Linked DNA regions of Mus musculus: region 2 is linked to region 1. Evidence: chromatin loops called from intact Hi-C (ENCODE). Cell type or tissue: left cerebral cortex. All regions are shown on one strand. Links, peaks and the distances in the headings refer to the core of each region. The heading gives the core; the rest is flanking DNA.

Region 1 (15,897 bases), core at 4,574-12,573:
GACCCAGGGAAAGGCTCCTCTTCCCAACTCAACTAAGGGGAAGACACTCAGAATCTCTGATCAGCCGAGAAGGAGACAGACGACTCGTTTCAGAAGGGAGCTTGAACACAGTTGTCTCGATTATGGAAAGAACCCTCTCGTGTGAGACAGGCCTTTATGAATAAACTAAATACGGCCAGTATTAAAGGCAATGGTGCAAATGATTGACTAGCCTGCTGCTCCCACCCTCCCAGTGGCCTTACGCCAAGATGAGGGCTGGATAACGACATCTCTGCATGTTAAAAAAAAAAAGAAAAGAAAAGAAAGAAAAGCAAGCTCAAGCTTTTCTCTCAGCAGCTGCTATTGGGAGCACACAATCTAAGTCACCTCCCAGAGTCTCTAGGTCTCTAGGTGGATGGGCCCAGGCTATGAACAAGTGGGGACCTCATTCTTCATTTGGCAATTAGATTTCCTCTTACTATGGAAACACATAGGGCATCATGGGCCTTTTCTTTGCCATCGAGGTCAGTGATGTATCTGTTTGTGTGAGAGTATGACCATGAGATAAGGAGAGATACCAGACTGGCATTCAAGATGCATCAGGTGACTTGGGGTGGGGGGTCTATGCACTCTCAAAGCAATGCAAGACAGGGATCCAGGATGCTCTGCTCATTCTATTCATTTGCAATGGCTACCACATGGTTCTTGGTCAACCGTCCACAGAGAAAACCCTGAGGACCATCCAAACCAGTAGTAGGAAGTCACAAAGGAAAACTGGGCATCACACTTAGCATTGTTCTGGTCACTCCCTACCTAAGAGAAACTGGCCCTCTTTAGATGCCTGATCTGGGGTTGGACCCACCAAGACTAGCAAAGTTGCCTGCTCAATAATCCAGTTCTACACGTGGAACAGAGCCTGGCTCCTGGGGCTGGACCAGTCTAACCTGACCCAAAGGCAGGACCTCCCCAGATGTACAAGGTCAGCCTTGTAGTCCCCCCACTTCCTGTTCTAGGGAAGAGGGGAGTCGGAGCCAGAAGTTCTCAGAGGCAATCCATCTCTGTTATGTTTCTCATTGAAACAAAATACTTGAACAAAAGCAACTTATGGATGGAAAGGTTTCTTTCAGCTTACAGTGTGAGGGTACAGTCTATCATGACAGAGACGACACCGTAGCAGGAGCTTGAGGCAGCTGGTCACATCTCATCTGCAGTCAGGAAGTGGAGAGAGATGAATGGCACTGTCAACTCGCCTTCTCCTTCTCACGCAGTCCAGGACTCTAGCCAATGGGATTCTGATGTCCCAAAGCTGATGCAGAGGCCATGAAGGATGTTGCTCACTGACTTGCCCCCATGCTTGCTCAGCCTGCTTTCTTATAACACCCAGGAGGACTACCTGCCCAGGGGTGGCACTGTGCACATCAACAATTAATTAAAAAAACGCCCTACGGACTCACCTTTGGGCAATCTAATGAAGGCATTTTCCCAATTGAGATTTCTACTTCTCAGATGACTTTAGCTTATATGGACTAATATAAAAACAAAATAAAATGATCAGGATACTGATCAACAGATTTCTATGTCTTTAGCTATCACTCCTACCCTCTCAAGTCGAAAGGCTATTTTGCTCCTCTGAACACAAGGCACATTAAAAGAACAAGAAAGAGGACTGGAAAGTGCTTGCCTGGGGCATGTGGGAATTCAGTCACTACTGGCTGTTGCTGTCATTTTTCTTTAGTTCCTCTCCTCAACATGTACTCATCTCAAGATTGGAAACCATGAGCCGACAGTGTGTGACTTAGTGCTCTACTATGTCATACAATGCTTCAGTCTGCAGATTCTGGTGCCTCCTGTACCACGGCACACCCTGGGCACAAGGTGAGCATTCAGGAATTGCTAGATGGGTCTGGGAATCAATAGCTGTAGTTGACTTCTCTTGCAAGCTTGCACACGATATGTGTTTGATGTTATAACCCCAATAAAGGCCAAGGATGGCAGTAGCCCAGTGGCAGAACTCAGCAGCTCAGCCCATCAGCATGGTAACATAATCTTCATCTGCCGGTCTCATAGGGTGGTGATAAAGGGCCCCATACTGCTGCCTGTGGAGATGTCTCCTAATGCAGCCCCTCTTTGACTCTGTAAGCTCCCCAAAGTTTCTTACGATCTCTCTTTTTGCGTTCAACTCCCACCTGATCAAGGTTCTTCTCAGTGGCCTTTGGTTTGCTTTCCCCTTTGGCCTGCGAAGCAAGAGAAGACAGATGATTGGCCTAATGATCCCATGTATGTTCTTCAGAACCTATGAACACGCAGGGGCTCAAAATGTCAGTGCTTGTAATCCGGAAACTGGACTATACGGAAGGGTACTGGCCTATTGAAAAGTCTTTTATTTTAATAAAAGACAAGGCTATGGTTCTTCTGTTCATTTTAACTATGGAGGTGTGCGCATGAGTTTGGTGCCCATGACGACCAGAAGAGAGCATCAGATTCGATGGAGCTGGAGTTACCCACAGTTGTTAGCTGTTGACATGGGTGCTGGGAACTGAACTTGGGCCTCTGGAAGAGCAGTATCTGCCTTAGCTGCTGAGCTGTATCTTCTGGTTAAGATTATTTTCAAGATAACACTTTACCCTTGGCAATTTGAGGAATACATGCAATAAAAATAGGATTATTAAAGAAAGCCTTCTAGAAATATGGATTGTGATTTATAATTTTACAAAGCAGACAGGAAGCTGATATGATGGTGTGTATATTTTTAGCATGCCACTGGCGCTGTCTTGAGCTAGCTTGATCTACCTGAAACTACCCATGACTACCAGTTCTGAAAAATGAAAGCAGCAGTTCATGAACTACCTGTATGAACAGCTTAGGAGCGGTAAGTCCTAGCTGCTAAGCATGATCCTCAAAGGGAGTGAGTTACAAAGTTCATTTAGATCTCCATGAAACGATATTCTTATTTCTAATATTTAAATGACTCAACACTATTTATCTTTGGTGTCCACAACCATAAATTCAACCAAACTGGTAAGGAAATATTCAGAAAAAGTTTCATCTGCTCTGACTCTGAGCAGCAATATGGTGTGATGACTGTTTACACAGCTTCACACTGCATTAGTGTTAGCTAGACCAATCTAGAGAGGAGTTTAGACGTATGTGAAGTGAGTATAGTTATACGGAAATCCTATGCTACTGAATTTTTTAATATTTTCTTGATTTTTACATTTTGTGTATAAATGTTTGCCTGCATATATATATATGTGTGTGTGTGTGTGTGTGTGTGTGTGTGTGTGTGTGTGTGTGTGTATGCACCATGTGTATGCAGGGTCCATAGAGGTCAGAAGAGGGTATTGGACTCCCTAGAAAGAGAATTACAGGCATTGAGGGAACTGGACCGAGTGTTTGTAACTGCTGAGCCATCTCTCCAGCCGCTACGATGCTATTTTATATCAGGGTTGTGGGGAAGGGTGGGAGTAGGCCTGGATTTCTCTAAAACAACTAGATCTACTTTTCTTTCTCTTCCTTTCCTTTCAAGACAGGGTCTGATGTAGTCCAGGCTAGTGTTGAGCTGCATATGTAGCCGACAATGGCCTTGAATTTCTGATCCTCCTGTCTCCCTGTCCTGACTTCTGGATTGACAGACATACATCAGTAATGTGTAGGAGACATACAGTGCTGGGTGTGGAATGCAGGATTTTGTGCATGCAACATAGGCATTCAACCAGCTTAGCTATGAGCTCAGTAGATCTCCTTCTCTGTTCACTTTACAAGAATATCTTTCCTTTGGGGTGCACTTTAAGATTTTCATGATTTTAAGGGCTTTTTAGACTTTTGTCTGTCCTGTCACCATAGCTCCAGACCCCACGGGCTCTGACACATGTGAGCATGGGCTTCAAAGTAGGTAGACAAGTGAAATTTTGAAAACTCCAAAACATAGAACAATTCAAAAGAGTTGATCTTCATCCATCCACTACATTTTAATGAATAAGAAGACAAAGGAAAAACGGGGTGAGTTTCTAAAATTAGATTTGTAAAAATCAAGCTGGTATTGATCCAAAACCACCAAACTCAGAATGAGAAGGGAAAGGCTGAATAATTTTTAAAATATGCCATTTAGCAAGTGTGTGCCAAACATTGTTCTAAGTACTGTGTGTAAGTACATGTATGCACACACACACACACAGAGAGAGAGAGAGAGAGAGAGAGAGAGAGAGAGAGAGAGAGAGAGAGAGAGAGAGAGAGGGAGAGAGAGCTCTATCCCATAGCTGAGCTTCCTCATCAGCCCCACAGAGTAACTCACTCAGCCCTCCTAGCAAAGCTACCTTTTATCTGGGTGTTCTTATCCTCATTCAGGTGATGAAGAAGAAACCATCACACAAGGAAACTTAGTCCTCAATCAAAGTCAAACAAGTAAACAGGGGAGCTGGCTTTTAAAGCCTAGAGTCCTCTGCAAGGCCTGGGCCCTGGCCTCTGTACCCCATGCTGCTCTGGATCAGAACTGCCTGATGAGAGAGAGGTCTTCCTGGAGCCTGAGCAGATGCTCAGTCTGTACTCAAGGGATATCACAGAGGCGATTCAGGCATTCCCCTTGAAGGGGAAGATTTGAATGAATTGACTTTTATGGTCTCTTTCAACCCAGAGATCCAGGATGCTAAGAAGGATGGTGTCTGATTTCTCTGACATATTGTATCTAAATTCACTTTTTCCTTCAGTGCATCCAATATGCTTGGGTTTACATGAGTGAGTTCATATAACTGGCTAATACATTCAGGAGGGGAAAAAAATAAAAAAGGAAATTGATTCTCCCAGACGAATACCTACAGATACCCAAATGGACCAGATAGCTGCTAAGTTCCAAATGAACCAAGACCTCAGAGGTCAAGCCAGGACACCCCAAGAGGTCATAAACCCAAGCAGCGGGGTCACGTCTGGTGACTCACAATACATGCCAGAGACCCTTCGAGGGGCTTCGGAGACCAACTTTCCTGAACGGAACGAATTTTCCCAGGCCACATATTGCATCCAGGTGCTCATGGAGATGTTCCTCCAGGTTCCTCGGCCCAACCATAAAACTTTGCAAGCTGCGTTTGCGTTAAACCGTTCCTGATATGCTCCGTAAGTGTACTTTCGACACATTGTTAACATAAGGCCAGATCTGTAATACAGCACGGACAATTAAGTGCACAATTTTTGTATAAATGCAAAATCCCTCACTGTGAATTATTTAATTAATGCTCTCCAGTTCATTTAATAGAGCTCTTTCAGAGGCCATTTCACTCACAGAAAACTAATTTCATTCTCCGGGTTGATTTAATTAGATCCTATGATATATGGTATTGCTAATCCAGCAGCTCCGGACGCAGTCTGGGCCCGTTGCTCCTATTGTCGGCAATCTGTCAGCCCCATTTTTAACAGTATTGAAAAATTCAAGCTTTATTATTGCTCGCTCACTCTTTCTCTCCCATCAGGAGGAAAGTAATGAGCTTTTCTTCTTACGAGAGCCGGCAGAGAGCGCGGTACCCTCAGTGCTTCAGGCATGAGGCAGTATTAACAGGGCTGATTCATGAGTTAAGTTTCCAACTGCTCATGGCTATTAGCACTGAGTCCTTCGGCTGTCATTTAGTTAAAAAGACTCTTCGGTTAATTCACTCTTTTAATGAGACTGTGCTATTCAACTAATGTATTTTACTGTATGAAAGGTCACACCAGGAACCAAAACAGATTGGAGGGAATGTAGCAAGAAGCCTGGCTGTCAAGAAACAATTCAAGCCTCCAAGGCATTTAGCAGCCCCTGCGTCTGTAATAAGCTACGGAGCTGATGGGCCGGCATTCACCTCCAGAGTTGAGCGCCATAAATCAAGGCTAAAGAGAAGGCAGATTAATCAGAAGCTCAGACAAAAAGAGCACGTGTTTCATTACCCATATAATCACTAACATGATTGCCAGACAAGCTAAGGAACTGGATGCAGGACTGGAAAAATATAGTTCAAGAGAGCGCTGGAACTCAGCTCTGTTTAGCTGCAAGCACCGAGTCTTTTCAGTAAGACCCTTTGCTGCTATTTTCTGAGTAGGAGCTGGGGGAGAGGGGAGGAGGTGATCATCCAAGGGTAGAGGTCTGAGTTGGTTTGCAGGCTAGAGGAGCCGAGTCAGGCATGCTCAGTGGTGATAGGCAGGCAGATTGTACAGCCTCCACATAGAACTCTGATGCTGGCTAGCAAGAGGGTCCAACCCAGGCTCCAGGCTCCAGGCTCCAGGCTCCAGGCTCCAGGCTCCAGGCTCCAGGCTCCAGGCTCCAGGCTCATTCTCTTCCTCCTCCTCCTCCTTTTCTTCCTCCTCCTCTTCCTCCTCCTCTTCTTCCTCCTCCTCCTTCTTTTCCTCCTCCTCCTTCTTTCTCCTCCTCCTCTTCCTCTTCCTCCTTCTCTTCCTCCTCCTCTTTTTCCTCCTCCTTCTCTTCCTCCTCCTTCTCCTCCTCTTCCTCTTTTTCCTCCTCCTCTTCCTCTTTTTCCTCCTCCTCCTTCCTCTCCTCCAGGCACTTGGAGGAAGACAGCGGGAGCAGATTCATGGCTGTCATTCTGCCTTCCTCTCACATGCATTCATGTGTATACATGTGTGTACACATATACACATGTGGATACATGCATGCACACAAGCACAAATGTTTGTGGTACTGTATGTAAAGGAGTCTCCTCAGAGTCTTGATTTCTCATATCAACTGCTTACTAGCCTGTGTTAGCAACGAGACTATAGAATGTTGTTTTGTCCCATGTTGTAAAAGCCTATTTCCCTTGAAGGCCTCCAGAAGGCCCTTCTTTTGGGGAACCCTGTCTTCTGGGCACAGTATTTTTTGAAGATCATATCTTCCATGGTCATCTGAGAGCCCTGTCCTTTAGGGACCCTAACCCTATTTCAGGGACTTTATCTTCTGGAGGCTCCACCTTCTAGGGGTCTATCATCGGAGGGCCTCCTACCTCCTGGGAGTCTTTACCATCATCAGTTGGTATCCAGCAAGATGTTCTGGTTTCCACAGTGGGACTACTCATGGGCTGCCCTCACGTGGCACCAATAGTCTCCCTCCTCCCCAGATCCTTCTAGGTGCTCCCTCCTCCTTGCTTCCACCAGAAAGTTAAGGCACTCACAGCTGAGCACTAAGTAAGAATACTTTAAGAGCTCTAGTTTCTTTAACTGAACACATCATGGCAGGTTGAAATTCCTCCAGCCCTCCCAAACAGGGAAACCGTATGCTTAATTACCAAACATCTGTTGCCGAGAACACCCCCTCGCTTTTGCAGCTCCAATCTCGCGGTATGAATTTTAAAATCTGTCAGCAAGGGATCACAAAAGCTCTGGGAGCAAAGAGCTGTTCACGTTAACCTCTGAACCAGATAATCTAACAGTAATCCATTCAGAACTAATCAAACATTTACAGAACCGCACCGGCACCCGGCAAACAATTCGTCATCTTCATACGCTCATTACACCGCCAACATCTCAATCTACGTATGCAAATGAAGCGAGGGAGCTGACATCCGGACCATGTACAGAAATTATAAACAAATATTCATCCATTATACTGCTGGAATTTAACAGCTGAAGGACTAACAGTAGCTGAACTTCAAGCCCTGAGTATCAATTATTTATGAACCTAAAACTGACAGGACTATGTAGGTGAATTAGCTGCGTATGTCAAGCTTTGTTATAAATTCCAACCTACTGTAAAACTCATTTTCATAGCATGTATGCACTAGGCTGACAATATATCAACAGCGAGGCATTAATAATTTAGAGGAATAAGACCATACGGGAACACCTTGGAAACTGCTCTGCTCCGTAGTTGATATTACAAATAAAAAAGTCAAATAAAATGAATTTCCCATAAACAGAGAATCAAATAAAGCATTTTCTCCATAATTTTATTTTCAATTTTCAGAAACATATACTGGTTGGTACGTCCACGTTTAGGTAAGTTAAACAATGCCCTGCACTGTCTTAATTTCCTCCTTTTTCTTTTCCTTTCTAAGCAAATGGCAGGAAAGGCTTTTGACCTGATGATAAACGGAAGGTTTCCCCCTCTCCTGTATTTTTATGACAGCAGAGGAGAGAGATGGAAGAGGAGCCCACGCATGCCGAATGCTGTTTGCTGAGCCGAAACTGCTTGCTGTGGTTCGTCAGTGGAGCTGTATAATAAAACGCCGCATTATGTGATAATAAAAGCAGCTAATTGAGACAGTGTTTCTCAAGTTAGGGTGCCCAATCAGTCTGTTCTGGGATGCAGAAACTCAGCCAGTCCCACAGCTGGCTTGCTTTGCAGCACCCAGACGTTCTCCCTTGGGCACCTAAAGGAATCCATGCCAACAGAAGAGCAGGGCAGAAAGGCTGGGTGTAGGGAGGAGAGCTGCCCGCATCCACCTCTGCCACCTCTGCCACCTCAGCCGGATCCTCTCCAAGCTCAGTTCTCCCCCATCCCCGCCTCTCACCACACTCTCCCCAGTCCTCTTGCTCGCCCGTTGTCAGCCTTAACCCTGGCGATCATTTTTGAGGCAAGTGATGCTCATCTGCTGCGGGACTCTTTGTCACTGCTAATGACTTCGCCCTGCCCATCTTCTCCCTGCTTGGGATATTTATGGCTCTCTGGTCACATTTGTCTTCTGGAGCCAGTGAGAAGACATCTGGTCGGGAGAGCTGGGATTCACCTTGTGTTCTGGGTGCTGATCTCATGCCAGGTCCCTCTGTGAATGAAAAGATTCAGCCATGTTGGGACACTTGCTTCATCCCTGTCTTTCATTCTTCATTCATAGAATGGCCCGATTCTGGCCCTTTTCCGCATTATTTTTTCATCTCTGCTGTTAGGGGCTGTCCTTATCTTCCCAAGGTAGGGTACCCTACAAGATCCAAGATCCCTGGATGAGTGAACCACTGTAGCTCAATTCAGCAAATCTCCATCTAACAACAGGTCTTCACAGGTTATCTATTCTAGTCCCCTGCCTTACTCTCACGCAGAGATCCAACAAATTACAAAGAGCAGCCCGAGGCCCATAGCGCCTCATCCTTCTCACTTGCATGGGGCTGAATAAAAATTAAATGTCTACTAACTTGCAAGCCATGTCCTAAAATCTTGCAGCAGGAGCTGGGGAGATGGCTCAGTGAGTAAAGCCCTTGCCCAAGTGTTGTGTCGTTTTTCAGTCTCGCGTTGGTTCGCCAATTGTTGTGTCTGGCCAGCAGACCACAACCTGGGTTTTAGCCTGGAAAGGCATTTTGGAAACCTGGAAGAGAAGAGGGGCTAGGTGGCGAGAGAAAAGAATGTAGCCAAGACAGTTACTCTGATCAAGGCTCAAATTTTATTGTTGCGACACTAGTTATGAAGGAAGGGGGAGGGGACCCGATTCCCGCCGAATAATCTCTGGTCCAGTAGAAAGGTGCACGTGTGTGGCTCCGCAGGTTCCAGCAGTGGGCGTGGCAGAACGAATGAGCAGGAAGCTCCACCCCTGAGCAAGCAGGTTTCAGGCTGGGGGAGGGGAGACTACACCCAAGTGTGAGCATATAAGATCCTGAATCTGAATGCCTAGCACCCACCTAAAAAGCTATGCCTGCCTCTAACCCCAGCAATGGTGAGCACACAGCAGACACGAGGAGCTTGCCAGCCAGCTAGCCTAGCAGAAAACTGAGTCTTCCCCTCAGTGAGAGAAGAAGACAACCAACACCACTCTCTGGCATCTACATGATGCACAAAACCCCCACATTCATGTACAAGCCTCACACACAAGGAAAGGAGGCAGGGGTAAGGTAGAGAGCGATTGAGGAAGACCCCTCACCACCTCGGCTCTCCCTGCACAAACACACAATCTGGAAGAAGGTTAGCTCTCAATCAGAGTGTATGGAGAAGCTGGACGTAGGCCACCACTACAGAGGTTTCTGTGAGGGACACATGGCATCCTGAGAAGTCTAGAGAACTTAGAATTTCCCATGAAGTCCCCATCTACCCCATGCTTGCTGATGCTGGTATGTTTTCTGAAGCCTTTCAGGGCATCCTTGAGCTTTCTGAGTTCTTTCAAATGGCCTCTAGTAGAGGGGAGCTGGCAAGATTTCACTTCTCTCCTCTCTTTCTCCTTCTTTTTTTTAATGCTGTGTGAAATTACACTCTGTAAAATACCTGCTTAGACAACCTGCTTTCGGCCATGGAGATTCTCATTTGCGAATGTGCCTTACTCTGCCTGGGAAGACAGCAGTCTATTCTTTCTGTTCAAGGCTGATGCCAGTGACTCAGGGACTGCTCTGTTTCCTACCTGGACCCAGCAGGAAACAAACACAGTCTGCTGCCCAGGCCACTGCTTTAACCCATGCATAAACACACTCGATGTATTGTGTCCCTAATAAAGAAGTCTCCTGTTCCCTTTACAAATCAATTTCCTGTGGCCAGTGTGGCAGAAAGAATAGCAGGTGAGGTGGGTCTGGAGTTGGAGCATCCTGCTCCCTGAAAAAAAAAATTATCCTGAGACATTAACGGATTGAGATGTGTAGAAAATGCTTGCTGTTATTCAAAAAAAAAAAAAAAACCTGGGAAAGTAGCCCTGACAATTCCAGTTTTATGAAATGCTAATATATATATATATATATATATATATATTTTACTTCAGTGGGGGATATCATTTGGATCTGTTTGAAAAGAGGAAGAATTAAGAGAGCTGACACCTCTGAGAGAAATAAGGCCACGCAGGTGACAGGAATGTAACGAAGGCTCTGTGCAGAACGCGCAGAAGGAGTCTGGCCCCGTGTGTATACAGCTGCAGAAAGGAACCAGCCTCCAGATTCCGGGAACAATGGCATCCCATCTCTCAGGACCAGGGATGCTTAGTTCAATCTGCACTTTGGGGAGGTTAAATAGCTATCAGTGCTTTTTTCCTAAGACCATTTCTCTCTTTTCTATTTGCGATTCCCAGTGGACAGTTTCTCTCTCCTGCCCATGCTTTGTGCGGCAGAAAGGAAGGAAAGTTACTTACCTCTTCCCCGGCAGAGCTAAGAGCAGCAGAGGACTTCCGGGCACTCTGCTCAGCGAAAAAGGACAATAGATATTTAGGTCTTGAAAGTTATCAGTTCAGTTACCAAATAATTTCTTAAGCAACCTCTGAGTGGGTTGTTAAGAGGTGAGTTTGAGAGAGGCCAACAGAGACTCCCTCCTGGCATGTTGGAATTTAAACACTTATCAGTGGGGGTGCAGTACTGTTTGTATGTGAGCTCTGCACAGGAGGTTGTCAGGTCAAGTTGGCATGTCCTCGGTGAATAGCATTGGACTTGTCTTGGGGGTACTAAACAACATAAAAAGATGTGTGCACAGCAGCTATTCAGGAGAGACAAGAGGCAAAAATAACCCAAATGATCACTCAGAGCGAGGTTTAGAAAATGTGGTAGACTCATGTAAGGGGCTATCTTGTACCCAATAAAAATAACACAGTCTTGACACAGGTGGGTAAATCTTGAAAACACTGTGTTGAGCCAAAGAAGCCAGACACAATGGCTGGATGTTGTATAATTTCACTTTTGTCATATCAAAGATTGGCAAATCTATAGAGATTTCAACCAGATTGTAGCGGGGTGGAGGTACCAGATTCTTTGGGAAAGGAAAAAAAAATGGAAAGTTCTGGTTTGATGGATGTGATGATTCATCTTCATTGTCAACTTGACTGGATTTAGGGTCACCATGGAAACACACCTCTGGGGGATATCTTTGAGGAAGTCTCCAGAAGGGTTTACCTGAAAGCTGAAACCCCACCCTGAATGTGATGGGTACCATCCCATGGGCACATTAGGTCCTACATTCATCTCTGTGCATCTTGAATACAATTCACTGTGACTGGCTGCGTCAAGTCCCTGTTACTAAAACCTCCCCAGTGGTGAACTTTATTCCCACTTCCTTTCCTAAGCTGCTTTGGTTTCAGCAAAAGGAAATATATAATTAATACAACGGATATGGTATTGTATTTAGAGGTGAGGAAAATGTTTTAGACCTAGGAAGAGAGGTGGCTGTGGGTCGTTACAGAGGAACTGATACGCCCCTGGAGTTTTCAGACTCACTTTATGTTGTTTGAATTTCATTTCAAAACCTGTGTGAATTACCGTTGATTGTGGTTAATTAAACAGAAGAGGGGATTGGTTTTATGGCTGAGTCTTCCTGGAAACCACTCAAAGGCCACACTTTCCAGATGTAAAATTGTACTAGGGTAGGTTAAGAACCATCACACTGGCAAGATGGCTAGGGGGTTAAGAGACTTTTCTTTCGCCCAGCAGCCTCTGCCGATGGCACTGTTGAACCACGACTTCCTATGTGCCTTTGCTGGTGTAGAACTTTTTTTAAAAAGTTAACTGTGTTTTACTACAATAAACAATTTAAGCTAGAAGTCACTCTCTAGAATTTTAAATTTTTTTCTTTTGCATCACTGCAAAGAGAGGCCCATTGGACTTGCAAACTTTATATGCCCCAGTACAGGGGAACGCCAGGGCCAAAAAGGGGTAGGGGTGGGTAGGGGATTGGGTGGGAGGGTATGGGGGACCTTTGGGATAGCATTGAAAATGTAAACGAGGAAAATACCTAATTAAAAAAAAAACATGTATGTGTCTATGTGTAGGTATGTGCCTGTGAGTGCAGGTATACATGATGACCAGAAGAGAAACTGAATCCCCAGGGGCTGGAGTTATAGGCATGTGTGAGCTACTTGACGTGGCATCTGGGAACTAAAGTCTAGGTGCTTTGCAAGAGCAGCGCATGCTCTCACTCACTCAGCCATCTCTCCAGTCCCTTCTCTGATTTTTGAGCGTACCATGTACGACTGTTAACTGTTTGCACAGAGCTGCGTGACTGATTTTGTCCTTCCTCATCTCCATGACGGAACCTTCAGGCCCACCAATTAGGAATTTCCCATGCCTTACAGACTCCAGGATCTGGTCACCACCATTCCGCCATATAGTTAAGTGATTCCTGTTGTTAGAATGAGAAACCCCTAGCAGATTAATAAAGCGTACTTCTGGCTGCTTCTGTGAGATGCTTCCTGAGTTGATTATCTGAGGGATAAAGGCCCACCCTAAATGTGCTTTTCTCCAAGCTCTTCTCTGGGGACCTAAGAGAATAAAAAGAAAAGAGAAAGCCGGTTAATTCAGGCATACCCTCCCAAACCATGTGTAAAATAAATTATCCTTTCCTGACTGTTTTTAGATGCTTGTCCCAGGGTAAGGAAGCTAAGAGGTTTCCTAAGCTCTGGATCCCCTCCTACAGTGTGTTACTTCTATTACTGCCTTCCTTGGCTTAGAGGAGTAGCCAAGAGTCATTTTTTTTTTGTCATGTTTTACAAAGCTTTGTTCTTCTTCAAGGCTGAATAGTACTCCTTTAGGTTATATGCTACATGATCTTTATCCATACATAGTTGTGGACATCTGTGTTGTTTCTACATCTGGCTGCAGTCAGCATTGGGGTATTAATGTATCTTCAAGACCCTACTTTCAGTTGCTTTTATAAAGTGGATTGCTGGATCGTATGACAATTCTATTTTTACCTTTTTAAAGAATCTCCATACTGCTTTATTTTGCTTTCCCACCAGCAATTCACAGGGGCCCTACTCTCCCCACTGCCTTGCCAATCCTGGTATCTTATGTTGGCTTAGCTCTTTAAATGTCAAGGAACAGATGCTATCAGGTAGCCTTAAGAGACATAGACAAAGACGTGCCTGGCTGTGGACAATCATGGCACAACATGCAAGCACACATACCCCCTGGAACAAAAAGTCACTTGGGACATCTCAGGTTTGGCTTGGTCACTCAGAGCTGACCCCACCTATCTTGACTCTCAGTTTCTGTCATCCCAGCATCCCTGATACTCCTCTCCTGTGCCCTTCTCCTCCTGAAAAACCTCATCTTGCCAAGGTCTCTTCCTGCTCCCTGCAGCTCCCTCCATTGCTCTAGCTCACTGCCTCCTCTCTGTCTCTGATTCTGTTCTTTAGAATAAACCATGACCAGTATCCTTCACACATCTTGAGTTCTAACTCCTGTCCAAGTCAGAACTCAGCCCCTTGTCCTTCAGGGGTCACACAGAGAATGTTCTAGTCATAAGATGGGATCAGGTATTTACATGTCACTTAATGTAAAGCACAACTCCTAGCTCATAGCAGGCAGATCTGACCACCTGTCATATAGACACCTGTGCTTGAGGTCTGTTGCCCCTCAAAAAAGTTGCCACAGTAAAAGGCAATTGCAACAATGACCATAAAATGTCACAGACTTGGAAATGTAAAAAGAAGAAAGGTTTGTTTCTTACTATTCTGGAGACTAAGTACCTGGTCTAGAAACCAGCATCTTTTTGCTGTATCATGTAATCAGACAAGTAGGATACAAGGGGGCATGCTCATAAGAGCATGCCAAAAGAGTCAAAACAAGCTAACTCTTGTGATATTAAAGCCTTTCTCACAGGAACAAGCTTCATGCACTTGTGAGGGTAAGGACCCACCTCTCTCCACCATTAGAAATCAAGTTGCCAGCATGTGACTTTGGGAATATGCATTCAAACTACAATAAGTTAACAGCAAAGAGCCTTGATTTCTTCAACTGTAAAATAGCACTGCTAGCCTGGACTAATAGAAGCTGTGGGTCCCTCCTCTTTTCCTTCTCCTTCCTGAGGCTGAGTTTATCTGGGACTCAGTGTCTCCTGGCTGATAACTCTTGATCTAGGGACAAAGATTCCCTGGCTTGTTAGAGTGCAGGTGCCCTTGATTTCCCAATGTCTGAGAAAACTGGGTATTTGGCAGTATATTCACAAGCCTGGACCAAAGCCCTGGGGTGCCCATCCTCCTCCGTGTGTGGCTCCTGCTGAGCCCTGTGCTCCTTAGGGTGCCTTTTTGTGTCTACGGAAAGCCATTAAAATTATTTGATACTAGAGGGAGCTCCCGCCTTCCCCACCACCATGATTTACCTCATTGTCCCCACTATCACTTGCAAGCCATCAAATTTACGAACCATTTAAGGTCCAGCTAATAGCCCAGACAGGGTGTGTAATACTGGATGCTTTATAAAAACTCATTCTCTCTAGCTTCCTGACACAGCTCATCATAGAGGAAGGCGGGTTACCATCCTGATTTGGAACGACAGATCCTTTAGCCCAGCCATACAGGGAGGAAACTGATGGCCAACAGTGTCTGGAGGGCGCCCTGAACAATCATCCCTCCTCCATCAAGGGATGGTGTGGGGCGTTACAATGGGGAGTAGAGAGGCTGGAGGAGGTGGAGAGGCCGGAGGATGTGAAGAAGCTGGAGAAGCTGGAGAGGCAGAGAGGGTGGAGAGGCTGAAGAGAGTAGAGAGGCTGGAGAGGGTGGAGAGGCTGGAGAGTGGGAGAGGCTGGAGAGTATGGAGAAGCTGGAGAGTATAGAAAGGCTGGAGAGTATGGAGATTCTGGAGGAGGTGGAGAGTGCAGAGAGGCTGGAGAAGGCTGGAGAGGGTAAAGATAACAGAAATCCTGGGATGGAGAGGGTGGAGAGGGCGAGAGGCTGGGAGGCTGAGAGGCTGAGATGGGATACAGAGCAAGTTAATGTCATCAGCTCTATCTTTTGCCAGAACTGGGGCATGCCACCCATCTCATGAGGGACAGGGAGCATTGGCCTTGTTAGGGAAGTTGTTGAGGAGTTGCTCTCTCCCCCCTCACCTTGCACACATACACACAGCCCAGTAGATTGGAGTTGAGGACTCACATCAGGAAATTGGGGGTGGGGGAGAGAAAAGGGAGAGGGGAGAGGAGGGTGAAGATTTATTATTGCAGTGCTGAGGATCAAATGTGGGACCAGGCACATACTAGGCAAGCATCCTACCACTGAGCTGTGCCCTCAGATCTGATTGGTTTTGTTGTTTTGCTTTGTTTTCATTTTTTGAGACAGGGTCTCACTGTGCAGGCCCTATAGA
Region 2 (15,897 bases), core at 3,522-11,521, 81 kb before region 1:
GAGGAGCAGGTGGGTACATGGAGAGGGGGAATCAGGCAGGTACACACACACACACACACACAGAGAGAGAGAGAGAGAGAGAGAGAGAGAGAGAGAGAGAGAGAGAGAGGGAGAGGGAGAGGGAGAGGGAGAGGGAGAGAGAGAGAGAGAGAGAGAGAGAGAGAGAGAGAGAGAGAGAGAGAGAGAGAGAGGCGTGGGCAGGTACACAGAGAGGCAGAGCTCAGAGCCTGCCGAGCCTCTGATCCTGCCCAAATGATAACTTGCTGAGGGAAATGACCTCGCAGCCTCCAGACTTTTCATCTAATTGCAAACCAGGCAACCTTAGCCACAGCAAGATCTGCAGATAGCCAACACTGTCATCGCCTTCCCCAGCCTCGCTGGCACCTGCCCTGCTCCATACCCTAGCGCAAAGGTACACGTGTGCCTTCAGAAGGACACCCAGCTATCCACTGCACCCGGTGCCTAGAACCTCATGAGTATCGGAGCTGCTGGGAACCCAGCAGAGAACATGGGTCTTAACTCAGACCCCAGGGGGCAGCAACTTAACCGAGGAGCATTGCTTGAGGTCACAAAGCCACTATGACACCCTCCTGCAAGGCTCTAGGGAAGAGTCACCAGTGCTCCTGTGGGTCCCAAGTGTGGGGACCACCGAGGAGAGTTTCAGAGAAGTCCAGGGACGCAGTCTGGCATTCATTCATGCTGGAGGCATAGATTGATCTGCGTCGTTGTGCCACGCTGTTTCTCCCACCTACAAAGATGAGTGTGGATCCCAGGAACCAGGGCAGGTGCTGAGAAGCAGAGCCTGAGTTCTGAAAGCTGGCTGACCCTTGGGTCAAGAGCCATCTTCAACAGGCAGGAGGCCTCCTCCACCTCTGCATGTTCTTTGAGATCCCCTTTTCTCCATTAGACAAGATATATATCTGTATGCAGATATTACAAAATATGGAAGGAACAAAGGAATAAAGAGAGTGGTCCTCACTATTGATCTCAAGGTGATGTGAGAAATCTGTCTAGACCAGGTGCATGCTTGTGGCTTGGTAAAATGTAGACATTTTACCTCTGTGGAATATACTTCTGCAATATCATTTTCATGGCTGCATATTGTAGTGAATTTATTGATAGCGATTCACTTGATACATTTCCTGTTATAAGATATCTAATTTATTCCCAAATTTGATGTCGTGCAAGGAGCATCTGAAGCTAAGTAAGTACACTGCAGGGCTGGGGATGTGGCCCCATTGATAGAGCGCTTGCCTAACATGTAAAAGGGTACTAGGATTGACCTTCAGCACTGCATAAACTGGACATGTTAGCATGCCTGTAATCTTAGCCCTGATGGGAAATGAAAGCAGGAGAATCAGGAGTTCAGTTACAAAGGAAGCTCAGGGCCAGGCTTGACATGCATGCACATATATACATATACACATATGTACATATATAAACATATGTTTCTATATGCATACGGTGTGTGTGCACATGCATGCACTCCAAGCTCCTTTTCAAGAGCCCAGACTGTACAATAGCCAGTAAAAGAGGACAATGTCTATCCCCTCCTCTAGTGTCACAGTCACAGGTCTGGGTCAGAGTATCGGTGAGGTTCTAGTGGAAAGATGTCTTTATTTTGGAGGTATCATTAACCTTCCAAAGTATTTCAGCAAAGAGCTCTTGAATTTAGTCCCTTATGAGCAACTCCTAGCATTATTTCAGTTAGAACAGCCTTTGATTGACAAGTCCACCTCTGTCACATATCACATATTCAGTGTTTCTGGAAAAGAGAAATGATGCAGACATCCTAGTTTGGGCTGAGTGGAAGCCTAGAACCCTTCCAGCTCTGGCACCCACTGAGTTATGGCTAACAAGAGCCTCACTTTTGTTCCTAGAAAGTTCTCCTTGCTCCTTTGATCAGTGGGACCAAGCACAGCAGCACAACTTCAGGAAGACTGGGAACTCTGTTTAATTATGCCGGCGCCAAACGTTCTTTTGTGTCCTTGAAGGTGACCTATGTGAGCAGGCCATATCGGAGCCTGGAAGCCCTGTGAATCAAGAGGAGGAAGGAGTTTAAATTTCTGCATGTCAGCTGGAGAGAGAATAACAAGAAGGGTGTGTACTCAGAGGGAACCAGTGAACTGCCCCCAAGTTCTAATACAGGGTCTTGTGGAGTTCAGCCCAGCTCAGGCTGGTCCCAAACACTGCTAAACTGCAGGCCTCTGATTTAACCACTAGGTGAGGCCAATAGTCCCCATCCCTGCCAACAGGGCCTGCTGCTTGAGCTAATGCCATTTCTTGGGGTTTATGGGTTCCATTGCTCTCTGTTGGAAGTCCTTGGCCATCTGACACACCACCACTGCTCTCACAAAATGGGGAAGGATACAGGTAAAAGCAGAACTAGCTAGGAGGAAGGTGGTTGTGTGTCCAGGAGCTCCAGCCCCTAGCAGATTCTCAGAATACAGAATAGAGGCAAACCAACCTCACAGGCTCTAGAAGTGATGGCTGAGCCGGTCTGGCCCAGGCCTCAAAAGAAATGACAGCACTGGCTCCATGTTCTAGGATGAGCACGGTAGTGAACCACCCAGATCCCCTCAACGTCAAGGTGCTGGCCATGGGTGACCGAGATGTCCTCTAGAGTCGGGGCTTTGAACACTTAGTTCCCAGAGGAGTGGCTGTTTGGGAGTTGAGACCTTCCTGGGGGAAATATGTCAGTGGGAGGTTTTAACCTCCTCACGCCCTTTGGTGTTTGCTCTCTGTTTCCTGCTTATGGTTGGAGATATGAGCTTTTGGCTGCTGCTCAGACCACTGAGATGTCTGATGCCTGATGTCTCACTGCCCCACCTCGCTTCTCCAACTCTGATGTGATGGACTCTGATCCCTCTGGAATGGCAATCCAAAATAAACCTTTCCTTTGATAAGTCACCTTGCTCCTGGTGCTTATTACAGGAATAGAAATGTAACGGATACAATTCACAGTTTCCCTGCTCTGGGAAGTGCCTCAGAAGAAGGGCATACCCTCTGCCAAGGGGACTTGCTGATACAGAGTCCTCTCCAAGCCAGAACTGATGAGGTGACACAAGATCCAGACCACTTACCTCAATTGAGAACAGTGCTGAAGGCCACCTATCTTTAGAGAACACCCCAGCCCAGCTTCTCATTTAGCCCAGCCCTACCCAAGAACTCATCTGGTGCCCCTACTTTCCCTCCCCCCAGCACCTGTGGTAAATTCTTTCAGGGAGTCTGCTTCCTGGAGACCCCATCTAAGATGCCAGACTGTGGTTTTCTTGAATGTCATTCCTTGATTCTCTAGCTTGCTAAGCATTTGAGCCATTCTAGACATCAGTCCTTATATGGTCTGGAAGGGCACCTTTAACATATTTTTCAGTGAGAGGAAAATCCCTAGAGAAGTTAAGATTTCAAAAATCTGTCCAAAGTAATAGAGGTACATACGCTCAGACCTGGATTCCAGAGAGCCTGTCAAACCCAATTCCTTTATGTTCCTTCTAGTCTACCCCACTCTCCAAGGTTATGGCATGTTTCTCCCCTCTTCAGAATTCCACCCAGGTTCTCTGCTGAGGGTGGAAAAACTTAGAAACTTGATTCTCAAGTTCATATCCTAATTGCATGTACAACTGAGACCCTTGGGTGAGAACTGGGATTAGATAAGACTGAGAAAGCCAGGCTCCCATCATAGCCTTATTGTCTAACTGTGATTTCCTCCACCATGCTATGATGCAGCAAGGAAACCCTCTGCAGATACTAAGCAGAGACTAGTAGACTGTTGTAAGTTCCATTGCCTAGAACTATGAGCCAAATAAGCATCTATTCTTTATAAGTTACTCAGTTCCAGGTACTTGGTGGTAGCAACTGAAAACACACTAAGACCATCTACTTATGACTCTCCCTCTCCCTCTCCCTCTCCCTCTCCCTCTCCCTCTCCCTCTCCCTCTCCCTCTCCCTCTCCCTCTCCCTCTCCCTCTCCCTCTCCCTCTCCCTCTCCCTCTCCCTCTCCTTCTTTTTCTCCCTCTCTGTCTCTTCCTCCTCTTCTTCCCTCCAACCTCTCTTTCATGAATGGAGATCCTATAGACCATGTCACATGTGATGCTGGGTCAGCTCTCTGCCCCACCTGACACAAAACATATACACAGGAGATACTTAGATTTTGAGCTGTTTTACTCTTCACACACATGAGATCTCTATCTTCTTAGGCCTTCTGGACTACACAGTTTATGAAAATATGTTTGTTCTGGGATGTGTGGGACATATGTAGTGTTCTGCAGCCATATTATCAATGCAGTATATAAGAATGAGCAAATGCCCTGGATTCCATTGTGAGGTTTTAAAGACTTTTCTAGAAACAACAAGAACCTTTAATTTGGTTTTTAATGGTCACTGTTTTTTTTTTTTAACATGTAAACAAAATTCAGAACCATTAACATTTAGAACCAGAGAAAGGCCCAAAGGAATCATGAAATGTGCGCATGAACAACCTATCTCCTACCTTTGGCATAAAACTGTCAGGTTACAGTTTACCTGTCTGAGTTGTCAGTCTTCAGCTGGTTTCTTATGATTTATGCTTTCCTCTGTATAAAATCATAATTATATTGCTATTTTGCAAGGGAGAAGAACACCAGTTTATTGAGTATGTTACAACAGGCACCAGGATGGACAATAAGAGAAGCATGGCCTATAGCCAGTGCCACCATCTGCATCGTGGACAGAGCCTTTGTGTGTTTAGCCATTAAGCTAAGCATTATTGAGACATAATTCGATTCTCCCAAGAACATCCTAAAATAAATGCCATCACTAGTCCTGTTTCAGGAATAAGGAAATAGGCTGTGCAAATTTCCCCAAGTGAAAACACTGGGAGTGGAAACCCAACGCCACAGCCAGGCCTACAACTGCACATCTTCCCAGATGAGACAGAAGCCTGGAAGTCCCTAAGTAGCAGCCTGGGTGCTCAGCCATCCCAGTAGTCAGATAAGACGAAGGAAGAGCAGACAAATAATGAACATCACTGGTAATCCTCCATTCCTAATTCTCTTCTGTCTCCTGTGGGAGAATTATCTTTAGTGTCCTCATGTTTCTGTGTCTTACAAGCAGGGGTCCCCAACTGTCTTTGTTTCAGACTCTTCACTGTTTGTGCTGCAGTTAGCCTTAGAAGAACCAAAGTGCTTTATTTAGGCTCCACAAGTAAGTTTCTCCACTGACTGGTGTGATGGTACAATTGGAGAAAGGTGCCAATCTCAGGGCAAAGGTCAGGTGATCCTGTAGCCCATGATAAAAACTAGAGGCTCCTGAGGTACCCACTTTTCTTTCTCCCCTCATCTCCACAGGTCGATTCAGCCCACATTCTACTACCCTGGAGGAATTATGGCTGGGAGAGCCTGTGCCAACCTGGATACCCTGGTCACTGTTTTGCTCTAAGTAATAAACTATCTTTTCTTCTCATGTCTTCTCCCAGCATCTTCAAAACTGTAACAGACCAACTTGTTAATGCGTGAGTAGGATAAAATCTCAGACTCCCCACGGTTCTTGGAAATTTCCCCACTCAGAGGCAGCATTTGTCTTTTAGACAGGAAGTCCTCCCAAAGTAATCCACAGGACAGTATTGCATGTGACAGTGAGAGCCGTGAACTCATCCCCTCCAGACCTCCCTCTACCACTAGATACTCAGAAGGAACACAAGAGAAGGAAGGAAAGGACGCTTCCTGAGATATAGAAACATAAGAAATGTGGTAAGGGTGGTGACGTAATGAGGAAAGTAGTGATGGGGTGATGTGTGTCAAGGGATGGTGACATGTCATGGGAAATGTGGAGCCTGCACACTGACTTGGCATCCACGATGCACTTGGCATCCATGATGCACCAGTGGGGTCTCTAGCTACTTGTGCTCCCTTTGGAAACTGTTCATCAGTGTTAAGCTGCACAAGACCCGCACAAGGATAAGCCAGGTAAGAGTCCAGCATGGGTGGGGCGGGGCATCAGAGGAGGAGCTTTTGTCAATTGATGGCTGCTGAGAAAGGAAGAGTCACTGCCCTGTGTAGATAAATATAGCCATGACAGGATGCTCACACCCTGGGGATGGCCCGGGGATGGCCCACATCCATGTGCTTATGGTCAGTATAACTGAACTCAGAGGGTGATGAGTAATAATTCAAAGGAAATTGAAAGGAAGATGGGGTGGAGTCACTAAGGGGAGCTGGAGGGAGATAGTGGTAACTGGATATGATTTCTATAAATGTGTGACACTTTCAAAGAATAAAATGTGCTATTTCTTAAAAGTCTTTTATCACTTTCCAATGTGGTCTGCTCTACCCACAATGCCTGCATTACAGCATGTAGACCCCTAGGCCCCCGACTTTGCTATACTTTCTCACTTCCACTTATCAACTCTCCTTTTTGTGAGCTTTGCGAGATGTGTTATATTTATTGCTTTTGTCTGCTTGCTCCATCTGGAACAGAGCCCTGGAAGGGATCTGTGTGCTTTGATCACTGGTGTGTCCTACAAGGACAAAGAATGCCTGGTCCTGGCAGGTCCTCAGTACACAGAAGTTCAATAAATGGATGAAGGGATTTGACTTTGTGCTTATGGGAGATACTTACAAATTTAGACCTCATAGCCATTCAAATGAGAGCTTTAGTGACTTTCAGTGGCTTGAGTCATTTCTGAAGTACTGGGGGCTCCATAGATGTGAGAACATTAATCTTCCTCTATGATTACCTGACATAGCCATAATTTTCCTTTGTCAACTGTTTCAGCTTAATTTTATTCCTTAATCACTCACTCGTTCATTTAATCAATTAAGAGTTTTCAAGGTCTCCTAAGCCTAGACACTCAGAGCTTTGGGAAGGGTTCTAGAAGATGCCGGGACCATGTACCAAGAAAGGGCAAAGAAGTTCAAAGAAGCTCTAAATTTCTGACAGAAGAGAGGGGGTTGGGGGAGGAAGACCAATACTCTCTGGGTGGCTTTGGTTCTTCAGCAGGTAAAAAGTCCACAGAGTCTGAAAGCCTCTGTGTCTGCAGGGTCGAGGTCCTCGGACACCCAAAGCCTGTGTCCTTAGGTTTCTTTCTGTTGCTGTAATAAATATCATGACCAAAGCAACTTGAGAGGAAAGGGGTTATTTTATTTGCCTTACATGTCCTGATCACAGTCTCTCAGTGAAGGAAACTGAGGCAGGAACCTGGAGGGAAGCAGGAACCTGGAGGGAGGCAGGAACCTGGAGGGAGGCAGGAACCTGGAGGGAGGCAGGAACCTGAAGGCAGGAGCTGTTGCAGAGGCCGTGGGGAGTGCTGCTTCCTGGCTTGCTCTCCATGGCTCACTCAACCTTCTTTCCCCAAACAACCTGCCCAGGGATGACTCCACTCACACATTAGTTCCTTACAGATTTGCCATGGACCAATCTGATGGATGCAATTCTTCATTTGGGTTCTCTATTCCCAGGTCATTCCAGTTTGTGTCAACTTAATAAAAGCTAACCAGCCCAGCCTGGAAGAAAGAGATCTCCACCACCTCCATCCCTGATCCCAGAGTGGACCCAGAATTTTTTCTCTTTCTTTTCCAACCTCCTTCTTTACACATATCCCTTGAATACACAGATTCATTCTCTCTCTCCCTCTCTCCCTCTTCTTCTCCCTCTCTCTCTTTTCCTTTCCCGCCCCCCATCTCTCTCAAAATAAATCACTGCTTCATTTACATACTAAATTTGCACATTTATATCAGAGCAGAGGAGGTGGGAAGACATAGTTCTGGGTGCACAGGAGAATATTCAATCCAACAGTAAAGTGTGAATAGGAGTCCTGTGTACAGGGCACTGAGCTGACTATTGGAAAACAAAGATAGCTCAAGACATGGCCTACGCACTGCAGGGGAGGAGAGCTTATAACTAAGCAACATGGCAGTGTTTGAGCCTGTATACCTTCAAGAGCATGCTTCTCTCAGGGTATCCCAGAGAGTATACAGGAAGGTGTTTGGAGGGAAGAATTTTTTGAAGTTTTCCAAGCAAGGAAGTTTTGGGGAGGGTCCAAAGAGGTGAAAAGGGGGCAGTCTACGTATTAGTTGCCTTTCTAATTGCTATGACAAAATAGCTGTCAGAAATAACTGCAGGAAGGAGGGGTTAATTTGGGTCATGGTTTGAGATCACAGTCACTTACTTTCTCTCCTCTATTTTGGTCCAGGACCCCAGGCTGTGGAAAGATACCGTCCACACATAAGATAGGTCTTCCCAACTCAGGCAAAGCAGCCTAGAAAGTCGCTTAAGATACTCTCAGAAGTTTGTCTTTTAGGTGATTCTAGATTTGTCAAATTGGCAATCAGGATTAACTACCACTGTCATATGTCAGGATTAACTACCACTGTCATATGTGGTCTGGAGGGATGTTGGCTTACTGGGTGTAGAAGATGCTCATCTGACGGAGTGTGAGCACATGATCTTTGGGGAGGAAGGGAAGGGCATAGGCTCCCTGGAAAGCAGTTGAGTTAACCTGGAGCTCACTTACTGCGTCATCCTTGAAAACTAGCCCAGCATGTAATGGTACTTAGTAAATATTGACCTAACAAGTAAATGTGGATTCAAATGAGAGACAAGCTTGTCACACAGGAAAGCTACACAGAGCATGTGGCCACTCTGCTAAACTCAACCTCCTAGGGACAAAGGTGGGTCTCACCCTCTGCAGGGTACCAGTGTCTAGCACCAACCTGGGCCCTGATGACTCTTTTTACACTGTCTAGCTACAGTTACATAAACTAGGGTAGGCTCTAGGGGACATCTACAGCAAAGAGTGACATTATTGGAAAAGACAAGGAGGAAGCCAAGCTCTTGGATCGGCTGAGACCCTGAGAGAGAGAGGAAAATGTGCTGGTCTTGGACAAGTTAGAATGAGAGTTGGACAAGGTTAAGGACCTGTGACAGCTTCTCTATAAGCAGGGTACATGATAGCCTTCGTCCATACCTCTAATTTCCTCCTTCAATCCTAAATAAAGCAAAGAGTCCCTACCCAGTCATGTAGGTTAGAAATTAACACAAGAGAGCCCACATTCTAGCAAGCAGGTTCTGTTGCATTCAACTGATCACGGGGCTCTGGAAAACACATCATCAGCCTTGAGCAAGAGAGGAGTGATCACTTAGGGGAAGCGGGAAATCTCTACGCCCTCATGAAGGTTAGATGCTGGCAGCTGTAGATGGTATTCCCTAGCCCTTAGTTGGAAATAGGCTAATGCTGTCCCCAAATTTTCTTCCCTGAGAAAGGGGAGCAACAGAAAAACTCAGGCTACCCTAACCCTGCCTGGGCATTAACCTGTGACCCCCTCACGGGGATGGGTAAAAGTTTGATGCAGGTACATGCTCTGCCTTATAGAGTTGACGTCTTCTCCACCAGATTCAGCACCATCAAGTGGGGCTGTGGTAGACACACTGACTGAAGAAGCTAGTCCAAAGGCAGGATGTGTAATGGTAGGAGGCTGGCAGAACCAGACCTCAAAGGCATGGCATCTTTTAAGGGCTGAGTTGTTATTTGTGGTACCCTGCTAGGTTGGATTCAGAAATCTGAGCAGAGTACCTCTCATGGAATGGGCCAGCAAATCATGTTTCCAATGCTTAGAAAGCATTATGGTGGGAAAGAGGATCCCCATGAGTCCCCAAAATCAGGTTGAGTTTGGGTCATATGCTAAGGACATTGTGGTAGTTCCCCATGAGAAGCCACTTGTGATCATTCATCATGTGTGCTGCTGGAATGTATGGTAATCAGAATCTGGGTCCTGATGAGGAACATCTGGGACTGGGAGTAGTAGTCAGTCAGTGGCCTTCCTTGGTGTCCATCTAGAAGCAAGGTAAAAGCCAAAGGCTGGCCAGGATGAGGAGGATCTGAAGACCAGGATAGGTGCAGGGCTTTCAGGGTGGGTGTTGTACAGCACTAACTTGTGAGCAAAGCAAACTCCAAACTCCACCTTCACTAGATTCATTGCATCTGTTTGTAAAAGTCTATCATAGTCTGGTTTGTTGGCTGTTGACATTCCTTTGTAAGAAGAAAGAGTGGGGAGGGCCATTGGGCCCTTACCTGAGATTCTAGCTGCTCTTCCTAGACATTAGCATGCAATTTTCCCCTAATTGCATGTGGCATCAGGGTCTTGGGAGGTGACAATGTATAGACTGGGGTGGGGGGGATAGTTAATTAAAAGAGGACTCTATCTATATGACTATAGGAGAGCTGTCGTCCACCCTAGAGAACAAAAACCTTGGGGCCACCCATACTTCTATAGGCACCCTTTTGCCCATGCTCTGTAAGGAAGCCCTGAAATCTTAGTGATTCTCCATGTTAAGCTTTGGTGGGATCATACCTTAGTCTGTCCGGATCTTATAAGAAGAGAATAGTCATTATCTATGCCTCCATGAGGGAAGGGGTTCTTTCAGTGGTAGGGAAAACTATCAGTCAGTCAAGAGCCCTAACTTGACACTTCCGTTCCCTATCTCGTGACTTTACTTCTCACAGGGCATGCAGAGGGCCGTGGACCGAGCCCCACCCCCACTGTTAGGGTGGGCGCTCCACTGGGTATTTCAGTAGGAACTCGTGTCTCCCCTCTGCTCGTTCCCTCTCACTCTCTCAACTGGACACATATAATTTATGGTCTGTGATATACTGCCCTTCAGAATTGATTTTTGTACTCAACTGTTGTAGAACATTTTTGATGGACTAATGCCTCTGGGTGAGATATTTTTTTGTTATTGATGTATGGGGGTGGGCTTTTGTCCCCACATTGCAAACCCCCTGGCCAGGGGTCACTCCCTGGTCCCCTGTAGCAAGAGCACTCAGCCAAGGGCAAGGCAGCCTTTTGAACTAAAGAAAATATTAATTTAAGGCATTGTTTCCACACAAAATTACAGGAGCTTTCAGAAGCCCTAGTTAGTTTGATTCAGGGCTGAGCAGCACACTGAGTCTTAGGGCTGAGATCGGCCTGGCACAGAAGGTTGGCTTGCAGGGAGCTAACAGAAAGAATTTGGTCAAGGACTCTAGAGCTTCTACTCCCCTACAGTCATTTCCAGTTGATTTGCCTGAGAAATCTCGTGGAAACAGGAAAGCAAAAATACCCTTTGTCTTATCTTTGCTATCAGGACCAGAGAGACAGTTATCAGGTCCATAATTCCTGGAGTTGCAATTGGGCCGTATGGTCTGCCACACTCGAATGCGTTTATGTAGCTCATGGAAGTGATGAATATTGACACTTCCTGAAAAAATAGGAATCCCGTTGTCATCTTATGTGTGACATTCCAACATAGCTCCCATTTATCAAGTGCCTCAAAAGGCATAGACTCGGTTTTACAGATTGACAAGTGGTGGCCAAGCCAACAAAGCCATTCAACTAGGAAGGAGGTTTACAAAATGAGAGCCTAGAAATTTCTGACCACAAAGCTCACAACTGTCCTGTTGTAGTAGACTGCACAGGCCTAGGTCACTGAGATTAGGACAGCCTCCATATACCTCCCCAGTCATGTTCATGTGATAAAAGTCAGCCACGTTCCCATTCTCTTTGGTCCCTCTGGCTAGTACTAGATAGGATTTGGTCATTGGAATGCCATCCCAAAGGTTGCCTCTCTCTGATGGCTGGTAGCTTCCTATGGAATCAGTGAGTAAAACACACATATTCGTGAGGCACGGGGCTCCACACATATACATGTGTTTATGTGTGAAGCCTAGTATATATGTGTATATTTGTGAGTATGCTGCCTGATGTATGCATGTGTGCGCACATACACATGCAGATGCAAATGTGGGGACCAGAAGCTGATATTAATATCTTATTTTATTTCTTCCCACCTTATTTCTTGAAACAGAGTCCCCCAATGAAACTAAAGCATACCAATGCCACAAGGCTGTTCTGACTGCCCAGCAAGCACCAGGGTTCTGTGCCTGGCTTTGTGCATGGGAACTGAGGGTCTGAACTTGACTCTTTATGGTGATGTGGCAATCACTTTATTAATTGAGCCTTCTCTCTAGCCCCCAAACCATCTTAATGGTCTGTGATAATATTTCCTTTTTCATTTATATTCTTCTTAAAATTAGGAAGAAAAAATTAATATATGAATCAATGAACCATGAATGTGAAAGAAATCTAGCCAGCATTATGGATATGTGTGTATATACACATACATATATATGTGCTCGTGCGCTTGTGTGCACACACACACATATGTAAGAAAGGTCTATGAAGGTAAAAAAAAAGTGCCTGGGTCCTTCACAGTTCCTACTTAAGCATATTGGTGATGTAGGCTTTTCAGACATTTCTGAAATGCTCTGCCACCCCTACTACCTTGACCCTAACCAATCACACCAAGAGGAGAGGTTGACCTTGAGAGCACCACCAGAGACAGGTCCTCCAAAGGGTCCCAAAGGGTTCCACCTCCAACAGAAGGGGCATTATGGTCAGCTCATAACCATCTCCAAGTAATAGCCTCTCAGAGCTCTCCCATTCCAACTCTTCATCTATAACTGGTGATGCAGAGGCCCCATAGGGAAAACAGCCCAGCCGTGTGGAGGTATCCATTTATCCGTCATCCCTAGAGTACCTTTTCCTTTTATATCCCTGCCTGCAGATTAGCCCCATGTGCCATGAATCCTTTGGTCACTGATGCCTGGGCTCACCTGCAGATTCCCTGGCAGACAGCACACAACAAAGCCAGTCCCTGCCTTTCATCCCCTGCCTGCCTTCGGTTCCCTGCCAGGAGGAGCTCTGAGCCCAAATGCCCTTGAGTCTGCATGGGGAACACAGGCTTCAGTGACATAATCAGAGACAAGGCACTTTCTCCACAGGTGCCATTTATTTTCAAGCATCTGCTCGATCCCCACAGAGGGATGAAAACCACAGTGTCAACTGCCTTCTACTCAGCCCCATCGGAGGCCCGTGGGGTCTTAACATCAAAGCATTCTACATATTTATCATTCCTCCCTCCACATTAAGCAAAGACATCTGACAGCCACACAAAAGCCCCATAGTCTCCACTTGGACTCTAAAAAGGCATCAGCAAGTTCAAACCCAAGTTGAAAATTCCCTCGAATAGGTATATTTTCTTTCCTGGGAAACTGGGGGCGGATTATCACTTAGCGTCCTCTCCAGAATCAATTTGCGTCCACTTAGCAGTCACTTCTGTTATAAAATAAAGGCGTTTATGGTTTGCCATGCAGGATTTAGTAAGTGACACCCAGGGAGCTCTGATGAGAACATTTCTGAAGCGGAGGGTGGGATAATAGACAACACGCTTGTCTTTGGTCTTATTCAGTGCCCCCTGAAGAGCGATCATGTTTATGCTTTGAAATATAACAGGAACACGTTAAAGTGTGTAGACTCAAGAATGATCCAACAAAGGGAAATATTCAACCCTGGCCATGCTTAGCATCCTTAAGCTCTCTCTGAAAAGAAGGCAGCAAGGCAGAACTTTAGGGGGAAGGCATGCATTTGTTCCTGGATAAAGATCTGAACCAGAGACCCACTGTTGTCCTGAGCGAGTGCATTCTTTCTCCCCTTTCAAATGTCATCTTGGTTACCTGTGTCTGCTTAGCCACATGCATCAGCTTTGCCTCCAGTGAAAGGCAAAATCCCCTGAGTCCTATGGAGGGAGGGTTGATTCTGCTTTTGTTCGCCAGTGCTGGGGAACTCCAGTGGATGGAATCCAGCAAATGGAACCCCTACCAAAGAGCTCACCAACTTCAGCATCCAAACACTGTGCTTTAGTGCTGTGGTCCTTTCTCTGCTCATGATGATGACCAAGTCTTCCAGGTGATGGATACAGCTAAGAGTTTTACACAAGGCACCTGAATTCTTCAAGAAACTTGACTTTAAATACTTCCTGGCCAAGAGCACAACCACAGTGGCTAGGGATGGTGTTGATGGCCAAGTCCAAGTGCAGTCTCTTCCCTTTACAGAGTGGAAGCAGAGGTGGGGACAGAGAATGACCAGTCTGTTTTAGTTCAGCTGACTCTATACCCAGCCTTGTTTTGTAGCCAACCTCTAGAGAGCACTCACCTTGGGTAGGCACCTTATCACTATCTCTCTGAGACAAGGTGCTTTGTGTGCTAGGCCCTAGAAGAAGGCTTTCCTCAAAGTCTTAGCTTAAGGTGGTTGCAGAATAAGACTAAAGGCCGTTTGTTTGTATCTTTGGTGGGAGTCAATTCACTGGGCTCTGCTCCTCAAAGATGTCCAGCAGATGTTTGGCCCTGAATGAGTCAGGCTATGAAAGCATGAAGAGATCACATGGGAGTGTTAAGTTGTCACCTGCACATGCATGCATGCATGTGGTGAGTGCTAACAAGGCACTTGTGAGAAGTAGGGCAGGTCATCTGTGTTCAACCTCAGATGACCAACCAGAGAAGACTAGTACATAACAGAGAGGGATACTGAGGGCTAGACAGGAGTCAGAAATGAGCATGTTCACCTGGGGTAACCCAGAGAAGAAACTGAAAAATTCTGCACAGGTCTTCAGAGAAGGCTGAAGGACAATGGGTGGGGTGGTATGGCTGAAGATGAAGGGTCAGAAGCTCAGAAGTAGGATGAAGAAAAGGCATCCCAGAAACGGCAAGGGCAAAGGGCCCGAGGTGATGGTGAATCAACCTGCCTGAAGAATAAGCAAAGAAGGTATAATAAGAGTCACAAAAGCTCAAACGTGTAATAATAGAGAAGTCCCCAAACTGCAGTGTCACAGCTAGAGACATTTTAACCCTTAGTCTTGGGTCACTCGGGTGAATCAAACTTCCCTCTTTCATCTAAAGCATGCAATGACCTGCAGGGTTTCTGGGGAGGGAGGCAGCTGTGAGGACACACCATCTCTAAACTGCTTCAGCCTGGAAGCATACTTTCTCTAGAAGCTCATTAGCCAAAGCTTCTGATACAACCCCACTCAAGCTGCAAGGGATGCTTGGAAATATAGGGAGAATCAGCACAGCTCTCTCTCTCTCTCTCTCTCTCTCTCTCTCTCTCTCTCTCTCTCTCTCTGTGTGTGTGTGTGTGTGTGTGTGTGGTGTGTACATGTGTGCATGTGTATCCATGTGTGTGGGGGAGAGGTACATGTGGATACATGTTTGTGTGAAAGAGCTGCAGATGCATATGGAGACCAGAGGACAACCTTAGTTGTCAGCTATAAGTATCACCCACTTATTTTTTGAAGTAGAGTCTCTCATCGGCTTGGAGGCTCACCGGATAGGCTAGACTGGCTGGTCAATGAGTACTAGGGACCCTCCTACCCACTTCCCCAGCACTAGGGTTTTAAGGCATAACACACACTAACCTGTTTTATGTGATCTCTAATGCTCAAACTGGGTCCTCATAATTACTGGGTCCTCATAATTACAAAGCAAGTGTTCCTCTGGGCCTCAGAGAAGAAATACCTGACCAAGGTCACCTGGTACATGACACCAGGCCAAGCTGCCCTTTTTACTCTATAACTCCCTAGAGATTCCCAAGTGCACTGATTAGCTGGTGAAAGGACATCACTCGACCCTGCACACACAGTAAAGAAAGAGAAGGCATTTCCCACCTAGAACAAACCCAAACACAGCAGGCAAGCCTGCCCTGTCTTTCCCCAAAGGCAATGGAGCTCGGGCTTGTTTCAGTTTCCTGGCATGTGCTGGCCTCACCTCTTCCCACGGGGAAACCCAGGCCCTGCAGTCTAGCTGTTCATTGTCAAACCCAAGCTCTGCCACGAAAGCAGGGTAGCCTTGGGTAAGACCCTGAACTTCTCTGAACCTCAGCTCTTCATCCATAGACTAGGAAGCATCCTGTCACCTGTCTTCTGTGAGATACCAGCATAAGTAGTAGCAATAGCTACTAATCACTGTGGTCAGTGTGCTGACTGCTCTGGGAGGGAACCTCAGCTGCATCATTAAATTTGACCTTCACCTCATGCCTGGGGTAGGCACTTTAC

Evidence for each region. A loop is a pair of places that touch in the nucleus more often than their neighbours do. Peaks named below come from ENCODE experiments on the same cell type or tissue, not always from the same donor. Only the 100,000 strongest peaks of a DNase experiment are listed, where the experiment ranks them.
Region 2: it touches region 1 in a loop (3-fold over the local background); 2 of 42 quality-filtered maps call a loop at or near these places.

The regions. Positions count from the first base shown.
Region 1 is chr7:131,767,867-131,783,763 of GRCm38, reverse strand. No RefSeq gene overlaps it. Among named protein-coding and RNA genes, the nearest start is that of Gm34645, 52 kb to the left of the region's middle. In left cerebral cortex, for the core only: no CTCF peak of the experiment used is centred there; DNase peaks (open chromatin) are centred at 7,205, 7,627 and 8,263; H3K27ac peaks cover 186 bases.
Region 2 is chr7:131,847,688-131,863,584 of GRCm38, reverse strand. No RefSeq gene overlaps it. Among named protein-coding and RNA genes, the nearest start is that of Gm34645, 28 kb to the right of the region's middle. In left cerebral cortex, for the core only: no CTCF peak of the experiment used is centred there; DNase peaks (open chromatin) are centred at 5,521, 6,165, 6,424 and 7,740; H3K27ac peaks cover 2,120 bases.